2 separate regions of the Homo sapiens genome follow, and region 2 is linked to region 1. Evidence: chromatin contacts called from ENCODE Hi-C data. All regions are on one chromosome and are shown on one strand. Each heading gives the region's core, a stretch centred on a gene start or an enhancer-like site at or near the end of the contact. The rest is flanking DNA. Distances are from core to core; before and after follow the strand shown.

The links. Hi-C counts contacts between places; a loop is a spot of excess contacts on that map. Pooled maps may share reads with other maps.
Region 2: a pooled map shows a loop between it and region 1 (9-fold over the local background). The contact joins the enhancer-like site here to the promoter of SPOPL-DT in region 1. A Hi-C loop is called at or near these places in 6 of 50 pooled maps.

Annotation. Positions count from the first base shown.
Region 1 is chr2:138,496,656-138,503,609 of GRCh38, reverse strand. SPOPL-DT (SPOPL divergent transcript) reads left to right here and starts at 1,915. Exons shown (of 2, transcript NR_187149.1): 1 at 1,915-2,291; 2 at 2,730-6,954. It overlaps SPOPL (speckle type BTB/POZ protein like), which reads right to left and starts at 1,840. Exons shown (of 11, transcript NM_001001664.3): 1 at 1,491-1,840. RefSeq lists silencers at 1,155-1,204, 1,405-1,944.
Region 2 is chr2:134,669,102-134,675,642 of GRCh38, reverse strand. All of the region lies in intron 2 of TMEM163 (transmembrane protein 163), which reads left to right. Among named protein-coding and RNA genes, the nearest start is that of TMEM163, 47 kb to the left of the region's middle. Within about 2 kb of position 5,127, at least 9 of the 41 ENCODE cell types and tissues checked have a DNase peak (open chromatin) inside an H3K27ac peak, as active enhancers do.

The DNA.
Region 1 (6,954 bases), core at 666-3,165:
AACCCTGTAGTTTTCAAATCAGAAGGAATTAATTTATACAATAACAAATTATACATGCTATCTATATCAAAAAAGGTTGTTAAATGTCAAAGAATAAGAAAGTAGCTTTCCATTCCCACCTTCCTGTCTTAGAATTAATCTACCCACAAGCCAGATCAAGTCAAACCAAGAAGTGATGATAGCATTTATCAGATATTTGCCCTGTGCCAGGTACTGTTTTAAGTACTTTACTTGTATTTACTTGTGCAATTACTAGCACCATCCTGTGATGTCATATCATAACCCCATTTTACAGCTGTAAGTATACTGAGGCGAAGAAATATTAAGTAACTTCCCCAAAGCCAAAGCTGGTAGATGGCAGAGCAAGGGTTTACACCCTGGCAACTATATACTAGTCTGAGCTCTAGAGAAGAGTTCTTAACCACTAGGCAACATTTCTCACAAGAATGATGAAATGGTAATTTGAAATATTCCACCAATCTCATCGTGGCAGGAGAGATGTAATTTTTCAAGGTATGAACCTTTTACCTCTGTCAGTTTCTAGTCCAAGAAACAGTGGATTCAATTGCAAGTGGGAAAGTGAGTACCACAATGGGTCAAACTAGGCCCAAGATTATTCAAAAATAGACAAAGCATCAGAAGCCTGGAAAGAATCACTGAATGACAGAGTTCAGTCAGGAAAGAGACAAGCGAAAGTTAGGATAAGCAGATGGTGAATCTTATTTCTACTGGGTTGTGTGACTGCTTTGAGAGAGAAAATGCTACCTTCCCTTTTCTTTTATGTTGAATCAATATACAAATACATTGACTCAAAAAGAATTAGGAAAAAGGAGAGCAGCAGGAATACAAGTGGGCTCTTTGAAGACTTGGACCCCGAACCGCGCGGTTAGCTTGATGTACTCTGGTATAAGTGAGCAAAAATGTATTAGAAAGCAGGTTAAAGAGAGGTTAAAGGCATGACCACCGGACTGGAGGTAGTGAGCGGTCTGCGAAGCTGAGAACTCTGCCTAAAATGGGCTAACAGGGACGAGAGTTTCAAGTGTCTGTATTTGGGATGAGGAGGTATGAAAGTGGACGCTGCGCGGTGGCAGAGCATGCAGTTTCTGCCTTTGGGCAGCACTCAGGTAAAAAGGGGCAGGTGTGGAGGTATACAGGTATAGAGGAGGAGAGAAGCCAGAGGAAAAGAAGGGGCGAGGCCCGGGGGTAAAACTAAAGGGGATCCTGGAAGGTGGAGGCTGGGAAATCAAGGAGGGATTGGGGGCAACCCCGGGGAAAGTGGTGCCGCCGCGCGAGGGAAGGGCGGTCCGGGGGCGTGGGAGGTAGTCCCCAGAGCAGGCCGGAGCTCGCCGCCCGAGCAGGGGTCCGGGACCCAGAGAGCAGAGGGCGCAGTGAGGCGCGAGCAGGAGGCCGCCGGTCTACGGAGAGCCGGGGGAGGGGAGCAAGCGCCTGGGGCTGCCGCGGGGACTGGGGGGAGGGGAAGGGGCGCCTACCTGGACGTGCTGGGCGGCAGCGGTCAGTCCTGGTGGAGACTCCTCTCCCGCTGAGGCGGTGGCCGTGTCCGCCCTGGGAGCCCGAGGCTGCGGTGGTGGCAGCAGGGGTGATGGCGGCAAGTCCCTGTGGCGGCCGCCTCCGCCGAACCGCATCCCTCCTCCCCGACCCGCCCTCCTTCCCTATCTCCCGCTCCTAAACTTCTTCCCCGGGATAAACAAACCCGCCGCCAGGGGCGGCCACCTCCGCCACTCCCGCCCCCGCGCAGCCCCCACCCCCCCGCCGCGGGCCCGTCTGGGCTCCGGCTTCCGAGTTACGACTCCAGCCCCGGCTCCAGCCCGCGAGGGCGCGTGCGCGCGGCGGCGGCGGCGGCGGCTCCTGGGCCCTTGCTCCCTCCTACAGCGCCGGGCACTTCCGGGCGGGCCCGGATTTGCCGCCGCGCTTGGGAAGCCGCCACCGCCGCCGCTGCTGCATGGCACTAGGCTCCCGGCGGGGCAGGTTCCGCAGCCGGCACCGCTCTGGCTAGGCGCACGGAGGCGCCTTGCTTAGTCTGACCCTTATTTGGCCAGGCGTAAAACTTGTCCTGCCTAAAAGCCTACTGAGACCTCCTAACTGGTCTAATCCGCGGGAGACGCCAAAGGCGGCGGCCGTTTGTGCGCACAGGATTTTTCTTGGAGCTGTAGCAGTCTAGGAAGCCAGGGTGGAACTTTTGCTAAGCTCCCGTTGTAAGCCCAGAGCTGTAATAACTGCTGAGACACAACCAGCAGTATACAGGCTCCAGTTGGAAATCGAGAACTTTCCAGGTAGATGAAGTGCCCCATGGAGCAGTTTTCAGGTGGAGGGGATGAGGCTCAGCTGGAAGTCTCAGGCCAGAAGGAGAGGCTGCCGAGGGGCGGCCAGGGATGCCTAGGAAGTGAGCGCAGAAGACCAGGCGGCCTCCTGGGACCGCACGGTGGGAAATAAAGCTGCACCTGCACAAATGTGTGAAGAGAGGATGGGATTGCCTTGTCTCTTCGGACATTTAGTTTAAAAAGGGGGTGACAACTGAACTTTTTATTCCCCACGGCCATGGGACAAAGATACTTAATCGAGCTACCAGGAGTAAACTTCTTTAAAGAAGTTTGGGGGACCAACAATCCCGGCTTTGCCAGAACAGACATGAACGTCATTCAAGGATCCCAACTCTTTTTGCTTTAACTGTGCATACGTCAGCAATTTTTGTTTTGTTTTGTTTTTGACAGGGCTGTCACCCAGGCTGGAGTGCAGTGGTGCCATCACAGCTCACTGCAGCCTCGACCTCCTAGGCTAAAGTGATCCTCCCAACTCAGCCTCCCGTAGCTGGGACTACAGGAATGTGCCACGCCCAGGTAATCTTAATTTTTTGTGGAGACGAGGTCTTGCTATGTGGCCCAAGCAGATCTCGAACTCCTGAGCTCAAGGGATCCTCCCACCTTGGTCTCCCAAAGTGCTGGGATTTGCAGGCGTGAACCACCACACCTGGCCATAAACCAACTTCTCATTGCTTACCTGGCTTTCCAAGAAAAGAGAGAGGGCAGAGGGAAAATATTTATTATTTTGCTATGTACTGAGTATTCTAAGCATGGACTTGTATCGTCTCTGTTCTCTCAACAACCTCTCTAAAACTTCAACGTAGAAATTTCCATCTTAAAATTAAGCGACAAGAACTAGAAATGGCAAGTAATTCATCCAGAGGTTACTGGGATTTGAATACTGGACAGGCAGATCCCCCTCATTTCAAATTAATACTACATTAGCTGTCTTTTTTATTTCTTTTTTCTTTTTGTTTGTTTGAGACAGGATCTCGCTTTGTACGCCAGGCTGGAGTGCAGTGGCGCGATCCTGGGTCACCTCCCAGATTCAAGCAATTCTGTGCCTCAGCCACCAAGTATCTGGGACTACAGGCGTGAGCCCGGCTAATTTTTGTATTTTTAGTAGAAACAGAGTCTCACCATATTGCCCAGGCTGGGCTCAAACTCCTGGCCTCAAGTGATCCTCCCACTTCTGCCTCCCAAAATGCTGGGATTAGCACCTGACCTTACGTTAGCAATCCTGTTGACTTATTTAAGACAAAACGTGCTTTAAGACAAAATCTGTGCCAAAGGTTTTCAGATAAAGATAAAATTAGCAATGTAACCATAAAATTCAAAGTTGCCTTGGGCTGAGTTGGTAGAATGTTTATGCAGATCAAGGAACTCCAAAAGTTAAAAAACAGAAGTGGAAGTGAGCATTAGGGAATGGGGAAAGAGTTGGTGGAGAGAGGAAATATTTGTGTAAACATTTAACCATCTCCAAACACCAGCAAAGAACAGTTGAAACGATTTGCTATACTCACTGTCCACCCGTGTTAACTTTATGGTATGTGACATACAGCAAAAATTACATGTAATTTTTGACTAAGCCTTTTAGCTCTTTCAATCCCTTCGTAGTATGTCACCCCCTCTCTTCCCATAATTAAAAATTATAAGACACCTAGTAAATATAATACACTCATAGAATTAAGTTATAAGTCCATCAAGTACATTTCCAATTGGAAGTTAAGAGTGATGCTGACCCTTCACAGTTGACTGGGCTGAAGTTGGGAACTGATTCAATAAACTTCCACCACAAGGATGTCAAATTGCTCCTCAGGGTATTCTCAGAGAGTCTTTTCCCTAGGCTTGATCTCCTTACCCTAAGTGTTAGGACACACCATTCCTCTCTTGCTTGCAGTATTCAATGACTTTACCCACTAATAAAATGATAGTAAATAGTAAGAGTGAATATGGCTTGTAAGTAATGCTAACAAAACTGTGATGGCTTAGCAAAGTAAAAGATGGTTTTATGGTCAGTAAGTTTGGATTAAAGCTTACTAAAGCTTGATGCTTTGTTACCAGTCTGCTAAAGAACTACCTTCTTAATTTGATTTCCTACTTACTGGATACCTATTGGAAAACTAGAGAGATATGATAGGCTTTCATTTATTGCTGCCGTAAATAAATTTTTAAAATAGAGAAATAACAGCTTTGTCATTAGTGTAGAGCACAGTTTGCCTCTGCTAGGTCAGTATTGGGCTTGCTTCGTTTAAGTCATTAACCATTAGGATCACCCAACTTGTCCTGCCTAAAAGCCTACTGAAAAAACATGCATATAACTTTTGCATATTTATTTTGCTACTTATTGTTGATTTTCTATAGGAAACTATTTATACTCCTCAGTGTATATGGCCAACTTGGAAGTTCTACTTCCTATAATTATGTCAGCAGTTAGTGAAGATGATCAAAACAGCCATTCTGAATTTAATAAACAGATGAGCCTCAGACTCTGGATCTCCATGACCCAACCCTATGAGGCTCTGCCTGAAGAACCAATCAAGCTTCCCACTTTGATATTTTAGTGACTGTAGCATCTTGTTCCTCTTCTAAATTAAACACCACAGATGCTCCCATTTCATGGCTGTGTAGGCACGATGGACTCACCACTGCCTTCCATACCACCACCTGGTTTATACAATAATTTTCCAATTCTAGTTGTCCAAAACGAAGCTATACAAAACTCACAAATCCATTATTGTCTTCCATGTAGAGATAAAAAAGCAAGGAATATGCTTGTTAAAAAGCATGCAATACTTTATGAATCCTCGGTGATGTACTTTTTGGGCTCGCTGCTGCTGGAGATTTTGCTAATGCCCCTACACGTTTTAATGCAGTCCACCAAGCTCTTTGCTAGTAAGCTGGTTTCCACTTTTTTTTTTTCCTTTTTCTTTTTCTTTTCTTTTCTTTTTTTTTTTTAAACAGACAGGATCTCCCTTTGTTGCCCAGGCTGGAGTGCAGTGGTTATTCATAGGCATGATGATGGCTCACTACAGTTTCAAACTCCTGGACTTAAACAATCCTGTCTCAGCCTCCTGAGTAGCTGGGACTTACAGATGCGCACCACCATACCTGGCATCCCACATATTTTTCTAATCATTATCCCCTTCTTTCCTAAATTTTCTTCAAGGAAACCAAACTCAGTCCCAACTTCCATAAGCTAACACTTATACAATTAAAATGACATTTAGCTTCTGGAATCAATGTGGAAAGAAATGACAACTTATTTGCTGATTATTTTTCACTGTAATAAATATTAGGCCTTTTATCTGGAAGGAAATACCAAACCCTTGTTTAATATTAATAACTTGTAAATTATTGTACACGTAATTTCATTCTCTCTTCCCATGTCTTCATTTTTCTGCCTCTGGCTTTTCACCTTGTTGTGAATTCCTAGTTTTATAGTACTTTTATACTGTATGATACTGACTTCTTAAGCATACAAAAAACTTCAGAACTCAAGCAATTCCACCTGTAAGCCTTGTCTAGTGATGCCTATGGCAAAAAAGGACCCATACATTTGATGTACTTATCACTCAAAAATCATTCCCAGAGAATTCTCAGGAAACTCAGAACAGGGCCTACCCTGAATTCTGAGAACAGGACCATTTTTAAGTCCTTTAAGTCCTTCATTGACACCCTTCCTTTCTCTTACTTTCTTTTCTTTCTTATTTTTCTCTTTCTTTCTTTTCTTTTCTTTTTTTCTTTTTCTTTTCTTTCCTTTCTTCCTTCTTTCCTTTCCTTTCCTTTTTTCCTTTCTTTTACTTTTCTCTTTCTTTCTTTCTCTCCCTTTCCTTTCCTTTTCCTTTTCCTTCCCCGTCCCTTCCCCGTCCCGTTCCATTCCGTTCCATTCTGTCTTGCTCTGTTACCCAGGCTGGAGGGCAGTGGTGCAATCATAACTCAGTGCAGTCTTGACCTCTTGGGCCCAAGGGATCCTCCCATCTCAGCCTCCTGCAGGCATGCACTATCAAGTCCAGCTGATTTTTTTTTTTTTTTCATTTTATTTTTTCTAAACACCGGGTTTCACCATGTTGCCCAGGCTGGTCTGGAACTCCTGGCTTCAAGTGATCTTCCTGCCTTGGCCTCCCAAAGTGCTGAGATTACAGGCATGAGCCACAGTGCCCGGCCAACACCCTTACCTTTATGTTCCCAGTCACATTATGTCAAATATTTCAGAATGCTTCTTTGTTTCAAATTAAATACACATTCATAAATTTACTGCTTTGGTTCTTTGGATAATCAATCAGTCAGGTCTATAGGAGAGATGATTTTTGTTGTTTTTCTTGTGAAAAATGTGAAGAATAAGTTGAATGGTTGGCATACTGCCACATCTTATAGCCATTGAGTTAAATATTCATTTGAATTAGGTTTAAAACGTGGTTGAGGCTCTTGAAATGCTAGTAATCCATAGATTCTTTATCATTAGTGCCTCACGCATTAGAAATAGCAGTACTTCTGCTGGGGAATGTATCATCTGGGAAAAGTCTTGGCTACCCTACCTGCAGGTCCTCTATTCATAGTGTAATAAAAGAAAAACAATAAAAATGATCTTTTCTACAAGATTATCCAAAACTCCTACAGCATCCCTCCAGGCATC
Region 2 (6,541 bases), core at 3,878-6,377, 3.8 Mb after region 1:
TTAATTTATTCAATCTGATTTAGGCTTAGATATCTAAAAGTCATTTTTTTTTCAGACAGGGAATATCTGAATTATTCATATCCTTCTCATATTATGAGCTGAGCATATCGGTCCCTTGAGAAATCATTGCCACATATCTTACTGCTGTTCCCGTGTGTTACTTTGTCAACATCTCTGAGTGAGATTAGTCATTAGATGGTCAGGCACACTGGAAATTGTGGAAATAATAAAGGTTTTGAAAAACCTCAGGCGATACAAGTGGCTAAAGTTTAAACCCAGATATAAATTCTCCTTATGCCTACATGGTTTAGATTTCTTTCACTTGTTGATTATTTTTTATTAAAAGGAAAAGTCACTGCATGATCTGAGTGTTTTATTATAGTTTACTAATATTTGGTGTGTATTTTTTCCTTCTGTAATGATCAAAATGAAATTTTAACAGGAAACTTTCCTGAGAATGGATCCTTCCCCAAAATGGAAACATTCATGTGTTTCTTTTCGATAATACATATTGTAAAATTCAATCAGTACATAAAAAGTAAAAGTGATGCTTAATCCTGTCAACCTGAATAAGAAACAGAGAGAGAGGCTCTCTAAATGAAAAAGATATTTACTCGGAAATGAGCTTTGCCATGGGAGTACACTTGCCATAGCAAATTATGTACGTATTCAGGGAGGTGAAGGAACACAAAGGTTTTTTAAAGGAACATGAAGAGGGTGACATAATTGTTTTGAGATAAGTAGCTTTGGCTACAAAGATCAATAACAAGGGTAGTGCCAGTCTGAGGTTGGATAGGCAGTTGCTGGGTAGATGTCCTTGCAGAGGTATTTTTAATGTAAGGTTGTGAGGGCCTTTGCGCAAGATTGTGGTTTTTGCAGTCGTTTGTGATCATTTTTGTTATTAGGCAGACAAGCATGAGAACCCTCTCTTCATGGCCTTCTTTGGCTCTATTTGTCAGGTTTTGTTTTTTTTTAAACATTAGTCGGCAAGGCGCAGTGGCTCACGCCTGTAATCCCAGCACTTTGGGAGGCCGACGGGGGCGGATCACGAAGTCAGGAGATTGAGACCAGCCTGGCCAACATGGTGAAACCCCTTCTCCACTAAAATACAAAAAATTAGCCAGATATGGTAGCGCGCGCGCGCGCGCGCGCGCGCCTGTAGTCCCAGCTACTTGGGAGGCTGAGGCAGGGGAATCTCTTGAACCCGGGAGGCGGGAGTTTCAGTGAGCTGAGATTGTGCTACTGCACTCCAGCCTGGTGACAGAGCGATACTCTGTCTCAAAAAAAAAAAAAAAAAAAAAATTAATGACTCTATTTTGATTTTGACAACGTTCACATCCTACCCTCCAGAGATGAGTGTGAGATACTTTTTATAAAGCTGGGCTGATACCTGTGATGTAATGTGTTAAGTGCAAAAGGCAGGTTAGAGAGCAGTGTGTATAGTATGATGTGATTTATGTACAGAAAGTATACTCTCAGATATGGGAGAATTTATACCCTTGACAAAAGTATGTGTTTGTTCACATAAATGAGGAATAGACCAATAGCCACTTTTTCCTTCTTGATAGCAGTGAGGTACTTCATTGTACATATGCACCATAATATATGGAACCAGTCTGCTATTTGTGGATGCTCAGGAGACAGTTTTAGAATTCTAAACAGTTATGGAATGAAAATGTACAACATTCTGATTCCGTATAGTAATTTGTATTAGTTTCTTATTGCTGCTGTGACAAATGACCACAAACTTAGTGGCTTAAAACCGCACAAAGTTATTATCTGACAGTTCTGAAGGACAGAAGTCCAAGATCAGCCTCAGTAGGCTAAAGTTAAGGTGTTGGCAGGACCGTGTTTTTCCATAGGCTTTGGGGAGAATCTGCTTTCTTGCCTTTCCAGTTTCTAGAGGCTGCCTGCATTCCTCAGCTCGTGGGCTCTCTCCACCCAGCAATTACATCACTCCAATTTCTGCTTCCATTGTCACATCTCCTTCTTCCACTCTCCTACCTTGCTGTTTCCCTTATAAGGTCCCTGTGATTATGTTGGGTCCACCTGGAAAATATGGGCTAATCTCGTCATCTCAGGATCCTTAGCTTAATCAAACCTGCAAAGTTCTTTTTGCCTTGTAAGGCAATATATTCACAGGATCTGGGGATTAGGTTGTGAACATCTTTGGGGAGCACTGTTTGGGGACCTAGCTGTAGGTCCTAGGGATACAAAAATGAACAGCACAGTTTTCTGCATTTCAAGGGGTTGTAGGCTTGAAGGGAGTGGGAACTCATGAAAGGATGTGCAGTGTTGGAAGATCTGCATTCATAGTGGCTGAGCCTCGGGTATAAGGTGGGAGGCAGCCAAAAATGAAAGTGGAGGGAAAATTGGAGCCATACCAACACGTGCCAATGCGAGCTCATGAAACGGGACTATATCTTGTGGATCAGGACTTCTTGTCCTGGGGTTAGTAGAAGGCTGCCAGGTGTTCCTCTACCACCTGGCCTTGTATGTAAAACTTTAGGCATGTGTGCATTTTTCTGTGGAGAGGGTCCATGATGATATTCATCAGATAACAATGGGGTTTATGAGCCAAAAGTTCAATGTTGCAGCTGTGGGTGATGGGATGCCTTTGGAGGACTTTAAATGACCTAATTAAAGTTGCGCCTTGGAAAACTAGCCATGAGTGGAACTTGCAGGTATAGGAGTAGAGGCAGGGACATCCTTAGGAAGCCCCCCAGTACTGGGCCAAAGATGATGGGCAGGGCAGGCAGTGGGAGCAGAGCATTGGGACTGAGTCCAGGGTAGATGGGGAGGTAGAATTGATGGAACTTGGATGATTTAATGGATGAGCAGGGCAAAGGGTAATTGGTGGCATTCTGGATGGATGAAGGCCCTGTTAGTGGACCAAGGGGATATAGATGGTGAGCAGGCTTAGGGGTTATTGTGGGTTGGGAGGGAGCTGATAAATTCAGCTTTAAGGCCAGGCACAGTGGCTTATGCCTATAATTTCAGCAATTTAGGAGGCTGAAGTGGGAGGATCGCTTTAGTCCAAGAGTCTGAGATCAGCCTGGGCAACAGAGTGATACACTGTCTCTACAAAAAAAAAATAAAATTAGCCAGGCAGGTGTGGCTGTGGTCCCAGCTACTGGGGAGGCTAAGGTGAGAGGATCACTTCAGTGAATCTTATTACTGCACTTTAGACTGGGCAACAGAGTGAGACCCTGTGTATGAGCTCACATAGGCACGTGTTGGTCTGCCTCCAATTTTCCCTCCACTCAAAGGCAGTAAATACATAAATTTGGTTTTGTACCTATGCATATCATAGAGCCTGTGGGACATTCAAATGGAGGTAAGTAGTATATAGTATGTGGTCATAGCCATTTCTAGAGTCCAGAGGTACAGAAATTCATGAACTTTCCATATTTTTATTCTTATTTAATGTCTCCACTCTGTTCTTCTTCAGTAAAGCTAAACCCTTAAAATGGGCAGGACTTAGGAGGTTTTGAGGCAGAAATAGCAACAGCTAATACACTTTTTGTTACTTTTATAATTTATAGGACACTTTTTATAATCCAAATACCATCTTATCATTGCATCAGTCTGATGAGGGGTGGTGGATGAACTGTCACTGACATGAGGGTGATGATAATAATGAATAATAATTATAGATAACATATATGAACATTCACCATGCCAGGCTAGGCTCTGAGCACTTTACATTTATTAGCTTAGTTCATCCTCACAGTAGCCCTATAAGAGTTGCTTTTATCATCCCATTTTACAGATGAGTCAGCCAAGTTCCAGAGAGGTTGAGAAGTTTGTCCTAAGTCACAGCTAGAGAGGGGTGGAGCTAGGATTTGGACTCAGATGGCTGGGTGTGGCTCTAAAGCCTGTGTCAAGCCCCTCAGGGGTGGGGCTGTGGCCCATATTCATGCTCGTCAACCCCAGTTCCTGTGTTCTTTCTATTCTGTGACCACTGTCTTTCCAGGGGGTGGGGAATGTGGAGGAGGTTAACAATGGCATTTCATAGCCAGTGGTGGGAAGAAAGGGATCCCAGAAGAGGGTGGTGGAGGTATTGTCAGCAAGGAGCAGAGAGCTGTGGCATCCCTGGGGGCTGCAGCACCATGCAGCAGCAGCCATGTGCAGAGGAGTTTGTTTCGGGCTTGAACCCAGGGAGGTCAGTGTTCCTGTAGAGCCAGGCTGGAGACAGAGTGGCCAGACATGGGAGAGGGAGGGCAGCGCCATGGTCATCTGTGGCTGGATCTGAAATGGTTTGGGGAGAAGTAGCAAGTGATCCTGGACTACAGGAGCCAGGAGTTGGGGAGGGGTGGGTCTCCTTGCTGCAGGGGTGTCTGTGCTCCTGAGAGTCAGCTTAGAATCTCAGGGCCTGCTGAACTGGCACCACTAGTAGTGAGGATTCTGCCACACGGCAGGACTCACAGCCTTTGGGAGCCTGAGAACTACGGGCCAGGTGCCAGTCTTTGCCTTATTTGCTCTTAGTCTTTGCTGAGGGCCAGCTCACTGCTGGTGAGGAAAGGAGAAGCAGTCCCCAGTCCCAATCACTGGGCTGCTGACACGGCTGGACAGGGACACAGACATCGTTCCCAGAGGGGGTCCTTTGAGAGCAACCTGGGGTGCAGAGGGCAAGCCTTCCACAGGGCAGGGATTGAGTTCCTAGAGTCCTGTGAAGACCCAGCAGCTGATAGGAAGAACGGGGCAGTGCTTGAAAGAAAAGACATGAGCCAGAATATCACAAGCTGACATTTTGTTTATGCAAGCACTTATGTGGTGTTGGTTTCAAAGTCCTTTAAAATCGGGGACTTTAATGTCAAGTAATTGGCTCTTTATGGAAAGGTTTCCAGTTACAAATGGGGAGCAGGTGATCTCAGATTCCAGCCAAACTCAGTTAAAAGGCCAAGTCTTTGGTTTTCTGAAATCGAAGCTCTGGGGTCCCATGACATGCCTTCTTTCCTCTTGCCTGAGCTCATTAATGCACCTTTCTGTGTCATTTGCTGCTGTTGCCCACAGCCATGGTATTCCAGCAGCTCTCAGTGAATTTGATGAACGTCACCAGTGCTGTTTTGCTTTTATGTATTGACAAGTGTGCCTGATTGTGGTTTTTCAGAAGCCTGCTCTGTAGGCGTGGCTGTTGTGGTAGAGGAAGGGTAGTATCAGGGCAAGATTGCTGGAGAGGGAGGGGAGAAGCCCAAATCTTGCCCAGCCCTGCCAGTGTTCCCCCACGTGGGGTCTGCCCTTTGGAAGCACAGGAGGCCATGCACTTCTAGCCATGGCGACTGCCCAACTCCTGTGTGAGATGCTGCGAGGTCTCCAGAGTGACCTTGAAAGAGGTATTGTGAAATTCTTAAGAGCTTGAAGTAAAAAATTAAACTCTTACTTTTTTTTTTAAAGGTGCCATTTACTCTACTAGGAAGTAGAGTTGTGAAATTAAACACTGACAAGATGTTCTAAACCTACCCTGGAGGAGGTAAATTGCTATTTTGAGAGAAGGAGCCACGTCTACTAAAGTTCCCATGTTTCAGTCACTGTGGCTGCACAGAAAATCATCCCAAAACACAGTGGCCTAAAACAGCAGTAATCGCTCTTTATTGCTTATGGTTTCGGTGGGGCAGGAGTTTGGGAGCCCCTCATCTGGGTGGTTCTGGCCCAGGGTCCCTCATGGGGTTACAGTTGGAGGGTTGCTGGGGCTAGGGTCATCTCACAGGCTTCTTCCTCACATGGTGCCTGGTCAGGGAACCCTTGAACAACCGGGGGCTGGAACAGATGGGGCTGTTTGTCCATCTCTCTTCTCGTAGTCTTTCCACCTCATCCCTCTAGCATGGTGGCCTTGCAGTTGCCAGACGTCTTCAGTGATGGCTCTGGGCTCTAAAGGCACATGTCCCAAGAGCCAACCAGGTGGAAGCCGATTTGCCTTGTGTGACCCAGCCTCAGGAGGTGTGCTGCATCACTTTTGCCACATTCTCTCTTGGTCAAAGAAGTTGCAGAGGTCTGCCCAGGTTCAAGGGAAGGGAAACCAGACCCACTGTCAGTGACGGAATGTCAGGGTCACACTGAGAGAGATGCACATGGAATGGGAACCACATTGGCATAGCCATCTTCAGAAAAACAATCTGCTGCGCCCCAGGATGGGGAACTTGGTTGGAATTAACTTGTTATAACTGATGAGCTTTGGAATGAGGGTGTTAGAGAATCTGTACTAGGGATCTGATTTGTGTCTTCCATCTGGAGATGATCAGAATTGAAAGCAAAAAGTAAAGGATGTAGAGGTAGCTGGGCTCTTGACTGTTGATTCTTCTTTTCTGTGTGATGAAGGATAGAACTAGGACTGGAGAGACTCGGTACCTTGTGACCGAGGAAGGGACCTCGTGCCCAAAGTAGGAGGGAATCTCCAGGGGAAACAGAAGCTCAGGAACACATGAGTGGGTATCAAGAGGGTTCGTATTTGCTGTGGTGAGGGACTTTGGTCCTTATAGTGCCAGCATATCCTGGTCGTGATCAAAGGACTTTTCATTGAGTCCCCATGGCCCCTCCTGTT